3 separate regions of the Homo sapiens genome follow, and all the other regions are linked to region 1. Evidence: chromatin contacts called from ENCODE Hi-C or POLR2A ChIA-PET data. All regions are on one chromosome and are shown on one strand. Each heading gives the region's core, a stretch centred on a gene start or an enhancer-like site at or near the end of the contact. The rest is flanking DNA. Distances are from core to core; before and after follow the strand shown. Region 1 holds the start of MYBL2 (MYB proto-oncogene like 2). Region 2 holds the start of UBE2C (ubiquitin conjugating enzyme E2 C). Region 3 holds the start of SLC35H1 (solute carrier family 35 member H1).

Region 1 (3,238 bases), core at 739-3,238:
GAAGTTTGCAGCAGCTGGTGGCTGGACTGTCCCCAGGTGGCCAGCAGCTTCTGGAAGGGGGCTCTGAGGCCTGAACAGGGGCTAAAAGGCTGGGGTTTGATTTGGTTTCTTCAGCGTCCTGTCTCAGAGCTCATTTATCTTCCTCTCAGCACTGCTCCCAGGAAGTCCAGTGTGACTTGATCCTTGGTACTTGGTAAATGTCAATCTAATATAGAAAACCTTTGCTAAATCTCAAGGAAAGACAGTCTCACTGTCTGTCGCCCAGGCTGGAGTGCAGTGGCGGGATGACAAGGGCTTGAGCCCCTCGAACTCCTGGGCTCAAGCAATCCTCCTGCCTCTGCTTCCCAAGTAGCTGGGATTACAGGCATTCACCACCACAGCCAGGTAATTTCTTAATTTTTTGTAAAGACAGGGTCTCACTCTGATCCCCAGGCTGGTCTCAAACTTTTGGACTGAATCAGTTCTCCCACCTCGGCCTCCCAAACTGCTAGGATTACTGGCATGAGCCACTAAATCTGGGCTAATCTCTGGGAGTTTAAACCCAAGGTAAACAATTCAATGCAACAAACCTTTGCCTGGGGCTTCTTATGTCAGGTCTTCTACTGGGCCCTGGAGATACTGGTGTGCATTGAGAGGCCACCTGGACCTCAGGATGCTCCCAGTTCAAAGGGGGAAATGCAGAAGTCTACAGGCAGATTGTGGGCAGTGGACCCCAAATTAAATAGGAATCAGCCACGTGGGAGGGGCAGGAAGTGTTCCTGCCCTGGGTAATGGCTCAGGCAAAGGCAAAGAGGCCGTTTCTTTTGGCCAGGGCTGGGTGGTGGTCTGGAAGATCAGATAAATGTGATTGTGGAGTAAGGAATTTACCCTGAGGGAGAGGAGGATGGTTTTAAATTCTGGAAAGAGCTCACGCCTGCAATCCCAGCACTTTGGGAGGACAAAGCGGCAGGATCTCTTGAGCCCAGGAGTTTCTAGACCAGTCTAGGCAACAGCAACATAGCAAGACACCCCCTTCTCTTAAAAAAAAAAAAAAAAGCGCAGTGGCTCACTCCTGTAATTCCAGCACTTTGGGAGGCCGAGGCGGGCGGATCACGAGGTCAGGAGACCTATACCATCCTGGCCAACATGGTGAAACCTCGTCTCTACTAAAATACTAAAAAAAAAAAAAAAAAAAAAAAAAAATTGCCGGGCGTGGTGGTGTGCGCCTGTAGTTCCAGCTACTTGGGAGGCTGAGGCGGGGGAGTCGCTTGAACCCGGGAGGTGGAGGTTGCAGTGAGTCAAGATCGCGCCACTGCACTCCAGCCTGGCGACAAAGCGAGACACCGTCTCAAAAAAAAAAAAAAAAAAAATCAGCCGGGTGTAGTGGCGAGTGCCTGGTCTTAGCTACCCGTGAGTTGAGGTAGGAGGATCGCTTGAGCCTAGGAGGTGGAGGTTGCAGTGAGCTATGATCGCGAAACTGCACTCCAGCCTGGGCGACAGAGCAAGACCCTGCCTCTAAGAAAAATGAACAACAAAAAATAAAGTCTATTAAGGAGGGTCTCTTGGAGGCAGGAGAGGAAGCAGGGAGAGGCACAGGTAGGGTGAGGAGCCGCTTTAGGGTGCGGCTCTAGGGACCCAGTAGTGGCTTGGACTAGCGTGGGGGATTCCGCCCTGGCGCTTTCCCTGGCTGGCTCTCCCATGCTCGCGCCTCGCTCCCCTTCCTCGGTCTTCGCTATGTGGGATACTCCTGGGCCGCCCCGGACTGACACGTGAGCCAGGCCTCGGTCACATCCCGGCCCGCTCCACAACTCCGAAGTAGCGGCCGCCGCCCCTGTCCTGCAGCCGGCCCTGGAGGGTCTGGGCAGGTGCCGCCCCGCAGGCCCCGCCCCGCCCCGCCCCCTGGCTCCGCCCCTCACTCAGGCCCCTCCCCCGGCGCCCGCGCGCCAGGACTGGGCGGCGCCGACGCGCTTGGCGGGAGATAGAAAAGTGCTTCAACCCGCGCCGGCGGCGACTGCAGTTCCTGCGAGCGAGGAGCGCGGGACCTGCTGACACGCTGACGCCTTCGAGCGCGGCCCGGGGCCCGGAGCGGCCGGAGCAGCCCGGGTCCTGACCCCGGCCCGGCTCCCGCTCCGGGCTCTGCCGGCGGGCGGGCGAGCGCGGCGCGGTCCGGGCCGGGGGGATGTCTCGGCGGACGCGCTGGTGAGACGAGCCGGGAGGGCTTGGGCCCCTCCCCCTCCCTTTAACTCACCCCTCCCCCACCCAGATACCCCCGACCCTCCCCAGGCTCCCACCAAGCTGGGGTGTGTGTGTGTGTTGGGGGTGGGGTGTTTCCGCGGAAATGCTGCGTCCTGGGCCCTCTGAGGCAGGGGCGCGCGTAAAGCTGGGGGGCTCTTGGGCGTCCCTCGCGGCTCCCCAGGCCTGTTGGGCCTCGGAGCTGGGACGGGCGGGTCTCTTGGGACCCGGGCCAAGCCGTGCATGATGTCATTTTGTCTCCCGCCTAATTGCGGGATGGGGGTGGGCCGGCCGGTGTCAGCTGGCAGGGCCTTCGCCGGCGAGGGAGGCGACCCCTGGGAGCGAGAGGGAGTCTTCAAGTCCCAGCCAGTGGGAGACCGAGCCTGGGAGGCACTTGTTGCAGCCTAGTTTTGGGTCAACTTGGTGGGTGGGCTTTGCTCCTTAACATTCCGGGGAGCACAGAGTCCCCCAAGCCCTCTCCCCTGGACTGAGAAGGGTGCTGAGTTGGGGGCTCTTTTGTCTCTCCCACCTGGGTTCCGCGCCCCAGCTTGGTTCGGTTTGAGACCTCTCTTCCTGTTCCCACGAGGAGTTTTGGGCAGCTGGGGTTGAAGGTGCGGGGGAGAGAGAGAGTCCCTGGGGCAAAGGCAGGAACTGCGGTCTCCATTTTACTTATTTCCCCAGAGACTTAAGTGGCAGAGCTGAGCCCGGAGCCAGGTCTGTGGCTCCAGATCCCTGTCTTACACCTGTGCGCCTGGGGCCTGAGCTCCAAGCTTTTCAGCCTGCCTGGGAGACAGGACAGTGGGGTCCTGACCTCTTCCCTGCCTGGATCGCTGCAGCTCAGATAACCTTCGTTCCCTCTTTTTTTTTTTTTTTTTTTTTTTTGAGAAGGAGTCTCGCTCTGATGCCCAGGCTGGAGTGCAGTGGCGCGATCTTGGCTCACTGCAACCTCCGCCTCCCAGGTTCAAGCGATTCTCCTGCCTCAGCTTCCCGAGTAGCTGGGACTTCAGGCACGTGTCACCACGTCGGG
Region 2 (3,202 bases), core at 276-2,775, 2.1 Mb after region 1:
AGAAGATGAGAAAGTATATGGAGACACTACGGACAGAGAATGAGCATCGTGCTGTTGAAGCACCTCCACAGACCTGAGGCCGGGTCCCCTGGCCACACTTGGCAGCCCTCCTCCAAAGCCCTCTTCCTCACGTGGCTGAGGCCACCGCTGGGACTGCTCCTAGATGGATCTCAGCGGCATTAAGCTGTGCCTGAGCGAGTTTGTAGTGACTCACTGCACAGCACCCCCAGACTAGCATGTGGTTCTATATTTGTAAAGTTATTGGGATAAGAAACAATTAAACAGTTTGTAGTAAACACAGATGGTGAACCTGCTGTGCCCTCTACCTTGTGGGAATTGACAGAACATCAAGGGCTCTAGAAGTGGGTGTAGGAAAAAAGGACGAGATAACCCTCACCCATAACAGTATAGAGCCAGGCTTGATAAGACCAACCTGGGAGCACCATGTACCCTGCCCGTCTTCCCTTTGCCCATTTGTAGTTTCCTTACCCAGCTAATGTAAGGACATGGCAGAATGCGATGGAGTTTGATGACAGATCATATGAAAAATAGAGTTGGCTTTTATTGCTCCCATTTTACAGGTTAAGATACTAAAGGACCCGCCCCAAGGTTACACACTACCCACTGGGGAGGTAGGATATACAGGATATGAACCTGTGTTGTTGGGGTTTTTGTTTGTTTGAAGACAGTCTTGCTCTGTTGCCCAGGCTAGAGTGCAGCCTCTGGCTCAAGCGATTCTCCCGCCTCAGCCTCGCCAGTAGCTGGGACTACAGGCTCGTGCCACCTCACCAGCCTTTTTTTTTTTTCTTTTCTTTTTTTTTTTTTTTCTTTTAAGTAGAGACAGGTCTCCCTATCCTGTTGCTCAGGCTGGTCTCGAACTCCTGGGTTCAAGTGATCCTCCTGCCTGGGCCTTCCAAAGTGTTCGGGATTACGGACGTGAGCCACTGCGACCAGCCTGAACCAATGTTGCCTTTTTTTATTTCTGTCATCTCTGCGGAGATGTATGGACCTATGTTTTCTAATAGGGAGCCTGCTGCTCTGGCCATCAGCCTTTAGTTTTTCCCCTCGCTGGGATTTTCAGATACTTAGGACGCAGCAAAGGTGCCCAGGCGATTATAATGGTGGGAGGGTACCAGTGCTGCAGGATTGGAGGCACTCCCTGCCCGAGGGAAATTGGATCAAGGCTGGGCGTGCCGAGTGTTCCCACGCGGAGTAAGACGTGTAGCCAGAAGGAGGGGTTCATCCCACGTGGACGTTTTCTTGGCCCTTTAATGGTTAGCGTTTTCCAACGGCCACCAATTCGCTACGGATTCGTTAGTTAATGGCAGCATCATCTACCAATCGGTTGTCAGAAGCGGGATTCTGCCGCCCAATAGCGGTGCGCCAGTGGGTAGGTCTAGCAGTGGCGCAGCAATAGAGCGCTCCGGAGCGTCTCATTGGCTGGATCAAACCCAAGCGAGCCATTGATTGGTCGACGCCCCCAGAGGGTTACAATTCAAACGCGGGCGGGCGGGCCCGCAGTCCTGCAGTTGCAGTCGTGTTCTCCGAGTTCCTGTCTCTCTGCCAACGCCGCCCGGATGGCTTCCCAAAACCGCGACCCAGCCGCCACTAGCGTCGCCGCCGCCCGTAAAGGAGCTGAGCCGAGCGGGGGCGCCGCCCGGGGTCCGGTGGGCAAAAGGTGAGTGATGCGGCCTACCACTCGCCGGGCCTGCCATGCCCTAGGCATTGGTACCCAGAGCAAAGATTTCTAGGACCACCCCCCGCCGCCACCTCCTGGAGCGGGAGATCTGCGGGTGCAGGAGAACACACCAGGAGCTCGGGGCCTGGCATTCCCCTGGGCATGGGTGTCGAGGGCGGAGACTTCCGGGACTCCCACCTCCTTGCGCGGGTGAGATTCGAGAGATGGGGGACAGGCCAGGAGCTCAGACCGCTCTTTGAGACTCTCCCGAAGGAGAATGGGAGGGTAGGGGCGCTGCCAGACTCCTTCCCTGGTGGGCCTAGATGAAGACGCTCAAGGACCCTCGTGACTTGGCCGAGACAGGGGAAGGGAGAAGTTGAGTCGGGCAAGGAAGAGATGCTAAAGCCTGGGGAATTAAGAACATGCCAGAATCATCCCGAGGGAGTCTGGAATTAGGGAGGGTGAGGACTCGCTAGGATCGTCCTGTGGATCTGGTGAGTATACCCTGAGCTGAGCCTGACCTTGGTGATGTGGGGAGCCTCCATGACGGCTCCCCCTGAGATTCAGGTGGGAGAAGATGCACCGTCTGGAGGCCTGGCCCATCCAGACTCCCAGGTAACCCCGAATACTCTTTTTTCAGGCTACAGCAGGAGCTGATGACCCTCATGGTGAGTGATTAAGTGCCCAGAACCCCAGCCTTCCATCCAATTTTCAGTAGCCTCCTTTTTTCCGTCAGCTTTTTTGCTAGACATAGGGGTAATGTAATTTGCTCCCTCCTGGGAAAGAAGTTCATACACCCCACCTACACCATTTCTTCCAGCAGTCCCTCCTCCCAATTCCATCCCCCCACACGAAGTTATCTCGAACACTTCCCTGAAGTCATACAAGACCCTCCCTATCCAGTGTGTCCCTACTTCCTAGCCCCAACCAAGCTTTACCCACACCCAACTCCCCGCCCTTCTTGGTATTTCTAGCCTATGAATTTGGTTGCTTTATTTTGGATCAGAGTGATGAGATTAAGGGGAGGCTGGGCGCGGTAGCTCACACCTTATAATCCCAACACTTTGGGGGGCTAAGGTGGGCGGATCACTTGAGGTCAGGAGTTCGAGACCAGCCTGGCCAACATTGCAAAACCCTGTCTCTACTAAAAATACAAAAATTATCCAGGCATGGTGGTGCATGCCTGTAATTTCAGCTACTCGGGAGGCTGAGGCACAAGAATCATTTGAACCGTGGAGACAGAGGTTGCGGTGAGCCGAGCGCACCACTGCACTCTAGCCTGGGCGACAGAGTGTGTGTGTGTGTCTGTCTCTGTCTATCTCTCTCTCTCAATCTCTCTCTCTCTCTCTCTATATATATATATATGTAAATATATATTTTTTAGTAGAGATGGCATAACCCCATCTATATCTCATATATATACACATATATATGTGTGTGTGTATACATATATATGTGTGTGTGTGTATGTGAGCATATATATATATATATATATATATATATAAAATTAAGGGGAAAGCTCAC
Region 3 (3,553 bases), core at 1-2,500, 2.7 Mb after region 1:
TGGACTCCTTATTGGTCTTTTTTGCTGGCACCTTCTTGTCAACTCAATCTATAAAAATTGGGTGCCTAAAGCTTGGAACCTGGCTTCTCTTCTCTCTTAAATCTTACCCTACATAATCTCATCCTACCCAATCCACTTGCCAATGATTTCTAAATTCTTTACATCAGCCCTGACCTTTTCTGTATCAGACTCATATATCTAACTGCCTATTTGGTAGCTGCACTCCAAATATCTAAAACTTAAGATGCCCTAAGAAGATTTCGTAATTATTTCTCACGCTCCCAATCTATCCCAAAGTCATTTAGTAAATGCCAGCATAATACACTTGGTTACTTAAGCCAAAACCAAAAATCTATGATGAAGTCATCTTTGACCACTTATTTCTGTCATTTCTCAAATCCTGCCCTGTCAGTTCCACTTTCAATACACTTCTTGACCCCTCTACTTCTCTTCCTCTCCATTCCCACTACCACAGTCTAAGCCACAATTATCTTTCACCTGCTGACTGCCACTGGTCTAACTGGTCTCCCTGTTTCCTCTTTCGCCCCTAAGGCCTGGAATCTATAAAGCAGCCAGAGAGATGGCACACGAAACAGATCATGCCCTAAGGCTAAGCCCAGCTCCTCAGCCTGGTCCACAAGGAAGGCCTCTGTAACCTCATTCTTCTGCCACTGGTCCCAGCACCCGCCACAGCGGCCCCCTGCCACGTGTCAAACACATCAAACCTGTGTTTTTCTTTACTTGCTGCTCTTCCTGCCTTCAGCTCCCTTCCGCAGACCTCCGCTTGGCTGAATACTTTCTCCAATGCCCCACCCCTCCCAATCCTCGTGGCACTCCCACCTCTGACGTTTCCTTGTTTGCTCACGTGTTTACTGCCCGCCCCAATCCCACCGCGGGAAGCAGCCCCTCAGAGGGCAGGGCCGTGTCCGATTCCGGCCCGGGTCCCGCACCCAGGACGTCGCAGGTGCTCAGGAAATACCAGATGAGCCGGCGTCCGGCAGGTGCCTTGCAGGAGGGCGCTTGGAGACCCCTGCCCCCTCCACAGACGGCGAAACTGAGGCCCGGGGAGGGGCAGGGGCGTGGCGTGCCCCATGTCAACCCGCGCAGATCCCGGGTGGGGAGCCCGCTTCCCTTCTCCAGCCCCGGCCCCCCAGCCTCTGGGAGTGCGCCGGGAGGCCGGCCGCACACCCACTCACCTCGGCCCTGGGAGCTCCAGGCCGGAATCTCCCCACCGGAAGTGCGAGGCCGGATGCCGCCGCCGAACCGCGGCACGGGCGGTAACTTCCGCCGGAAGCTACCCAGGGGCTGGGCGGAGCCGGGGCGAAAAGGCGGGGCGGGGCAGCACGGGGGCGGGGCGTCTGTTGTGGTCGGGTTCTGAGGTGGTCTGGTCTTTCTGAGGTACAGCGTAGTTTTGTCCTCCGCGAAGTCCCTCAGGCTCAGAGCACAGCCGTGTAATTGTCTGCGTCTCTCCCGCGCTCAATCAGGGGCTTGCTTTGGAACCCCGGTGCCTGCTAGTGTTCTGCATACAGTGAGCATCCAAAAAATGGTAACTTGTTTACTTTTACTGAACAAATTGTTTTTCTTATGTCCAGTCTAATGCTGGGCAACCATGGAATGAACCACGAAGATAAGTATCTCATGGGCTTTTTCTTCTGGGAGCTCAGGCCAGCTGGGGCCATTACAACTTAAAACTTGGGCGATCCAGAAGTAATACGAAACATTTGTGAAATATTTTCTGTATGAAACTTTCTAAGAATTATCTCAACTTCAATAGGTTGAGTAGGGAGAGAGCATCCCAGATAGAGGAAATGGGAGAATCCTAAAGGAGGGTGAGAAAGCTCCAGCCGTGCCTGGGGCTCACAGGTTGTTTGTAACTGTGGTGGTTAAAGTAGCCAAGAGGCAGGTTGCAGTGGCCCCAAAATGCCAGCCTAGGGAGTTCAGATTTTCTTCATCTTGCGGGATGGATTAAAAGGGCAGCATTTGCAGTCAAGAACATTAGGCCAGGGCAAGCTAGGGTTGCACATTCAGACCCAGTTTTGTGCCTTTCGCCCTCCTCTAGCCTCCTCCTGGGCTCTCTGGCAGTAAGACCAGCTGCAAACATGGATCCTTACAAGTGACTCAGCTGGGATCCCTGGCCCCTCTGAACAGAAGGCTCAAGGCCAGAGTGTAAGCAGTGTTTTATGCAAACTGCGGCTGTCACCGCCGCCAGCTGGCATCATGCAGGCATTAGTTCATTCAGTGCTTACCAAGCACCTACAATGGTACCCATCACTGCCCAAGGTCTTGGCTTTATTCAGTCCTCAGGCTTGTATTGCATGCACTTTCTATGCCTTTTGAAAGAGCCTGTCCTCACACCCTTCTCTCTCAGAGGCAAGAGATCTATTTTCATCACCACCCTCATTTAAGTCTCCCAGCTACCAAGGCCAAGGTTTGGAGCAACAGCCTAAAACACCAGCTGGAAGGCTGGGCACTATGCACAGGCAACACACAGGGTAAAGAGCGTGTCTTCTTTGTAAGGCACAAGTACTCGAGCTGTTCCCTGGCTGTGTCCCTGGCAGGGAGAAGAGGGAGGATGTGTTCATGGGGGTGTACAGTATGCCTTACCTTGCTGTACCCAGCAGGGTTGAGCAGAAAACGCTTCGTCCCAGTGCAGCAATCTGTGAACACTCTTAACCAGCAGGTGTGTGTCTGTGTGTGTGTATGTGTGGGAGGAGCGAATGATGAGGAGGAAGGGACTCTTGGAAGGTGACTAAGGGCTCCAGCTGGAGCTCTCCAGAGTCTCCCAGATACATGGAGATCAAGTCTTGTCAAGGTGAAATCTTCACCATTGGGCAGGGGGCAAGTACAGACAAACAGCTGTTAACAGGAACCACAGTTTGTACATGAAAGAGTATTTATTGAAAACATGGTTACTGACAGGAAGCTCCTGGCTGCTCTCTGGTTACAATCTTGGCTCACAACTGGAAGTGTTACATACTTTTTACTTCCCCTCAATTTTATTTTTCCCCAAGGTTCCATCCTAAGATAGGTAGATCTTATATAAATATATATACACGTCTGTATAAGTATGGCCTATAGTAATGAAAATATATAGTACACTCTTCATTGGGTAGTACCTACCATGCCAGGCCACCAATACTGAATGCCAATGTGCTAACGTATGTCCAGGGAGAGAGGCTGTGTGTGTGGTTTACAAGTGCTGCAGCACCAGGGAAGCCCCACTGGCACAGGTGTGGCCTCAGCCGGCCTCAGCCAGCTCCCTGAAATCATGGCCAATGGCAGAAACCATAGCACTAGGAAGGGAAGGCCAACTTCCTGGGGTCTGGAAGGCCAAAGGAAAGCAAACTGGAGGGGGCTGCAATTCAGGTTAGGGGAGATTTCTCTCTGAGGAAGGAAAAGGTATTAATGTGGGGGAAGAGCAGTAGAATCTAGTGACCTCACCACAGTCTAGGCCCAGGCCTCAGCTGGGTTTTCCCTGCAGCGTTCCTGGAGACTTAAGAGGGCAGGACTTGGCCAGGAGGTCTTTGACTTGCTGGGATGAGACTGAGCGCTT

Evidence for each region. A loop is a pair of places that touch in the nucleus more often than their neighbours do. ChIA-PET counts read pairs that join two places held with the same protein, here RNA polymerase II (POLR2A). Pooled maps may share reads with other maps.
Region 2: a pooled map shows a loop between it and region 1 (2.4-fold over the local background). The contact joins the promoter of UBE2C here to the promoter of MYBL2 in region 1. A Hi-C loop is called at or near these places in 1 of 50 pooled maps. POLR2A ChIA-PET finds 5 or more read pairs at or near these places in 2 of 52 experiments (Panc1 and activated CD4-positive, alpha-beta T cell).
Region 3: a map with no recorded cell type shows a loop between it and region 1 (25-fold over the local background). The contact joins the promoter of SLC35H1 here to the promoter of MYBL2 in region 1. A Hi-C loop is called at or near these places in 1 of 37 single-sample maps with no recorded cell type and 3 of 50 pooled maps. POLR2A ChIA-PET finds 5 or more read pairs at or near these places in 1 of 52 experiments (OCI-LY7).

The regions. Positions count from the first base shown.
Region 1 is chr20:43,665,126-43,668,363 of GRCh38, forward strand. MYBL2 (MYB proto-oncogene like 2) reads left to right here and starts at 1,989. Exons shown (of 14, transcript NM_002466.4): 1 at 1,989-2,178. The coding sequence starts at 2,159. RefSeq lists silencers at 1,784-2,078, 1,815-2,194 and enhancers at 1,784-2,078, 2,845-2,894.
Region 2 is chr20:45,811,119-45,814,320 of GRCh38, forward strand. UBE2C (ubiquitin conjugating enzyme E2 C) reads left to right here and starts at 1,526. Exons shown (of 6, transcript NM_007019.4): 1 at 1,526-1,678; 2 at 2,319-2,346. The coding sequence starts at 1,578. It overlaps DNTTIP1 (deoxynucleotidyltransferase terminal interacting protein 1), which reads left to right. Exons shown (of 13, transcript NM_052951.3): 13 at 1-300. The coding sequence ends at 77. RefSeq lists a silencer at 1,329-1,518.
Region 3 is chr20:46,363,175-46,366,727 of GRCh38, forward strand. SLC35H1 (solute carrier family 35 member H1) reads right to left here and starts at 1,251. Exons shown (of 10, transcript NM_015945.12): 1 at 1,197-1,251. It overlaps LOC124904917 (a long non-coding RNA gene), which reads left to right and starts at 1,365. Exons shown (of 3, transcript XR_007067614.1): 1 at 1,365-1,546. ELMO2 (engulfment and cell motility 2) reads right to left here. Exons shown (of 22, transcript NM_133171.5): 22 at 2,876-3,553. RefSeq lists a silencer at 972-1,391.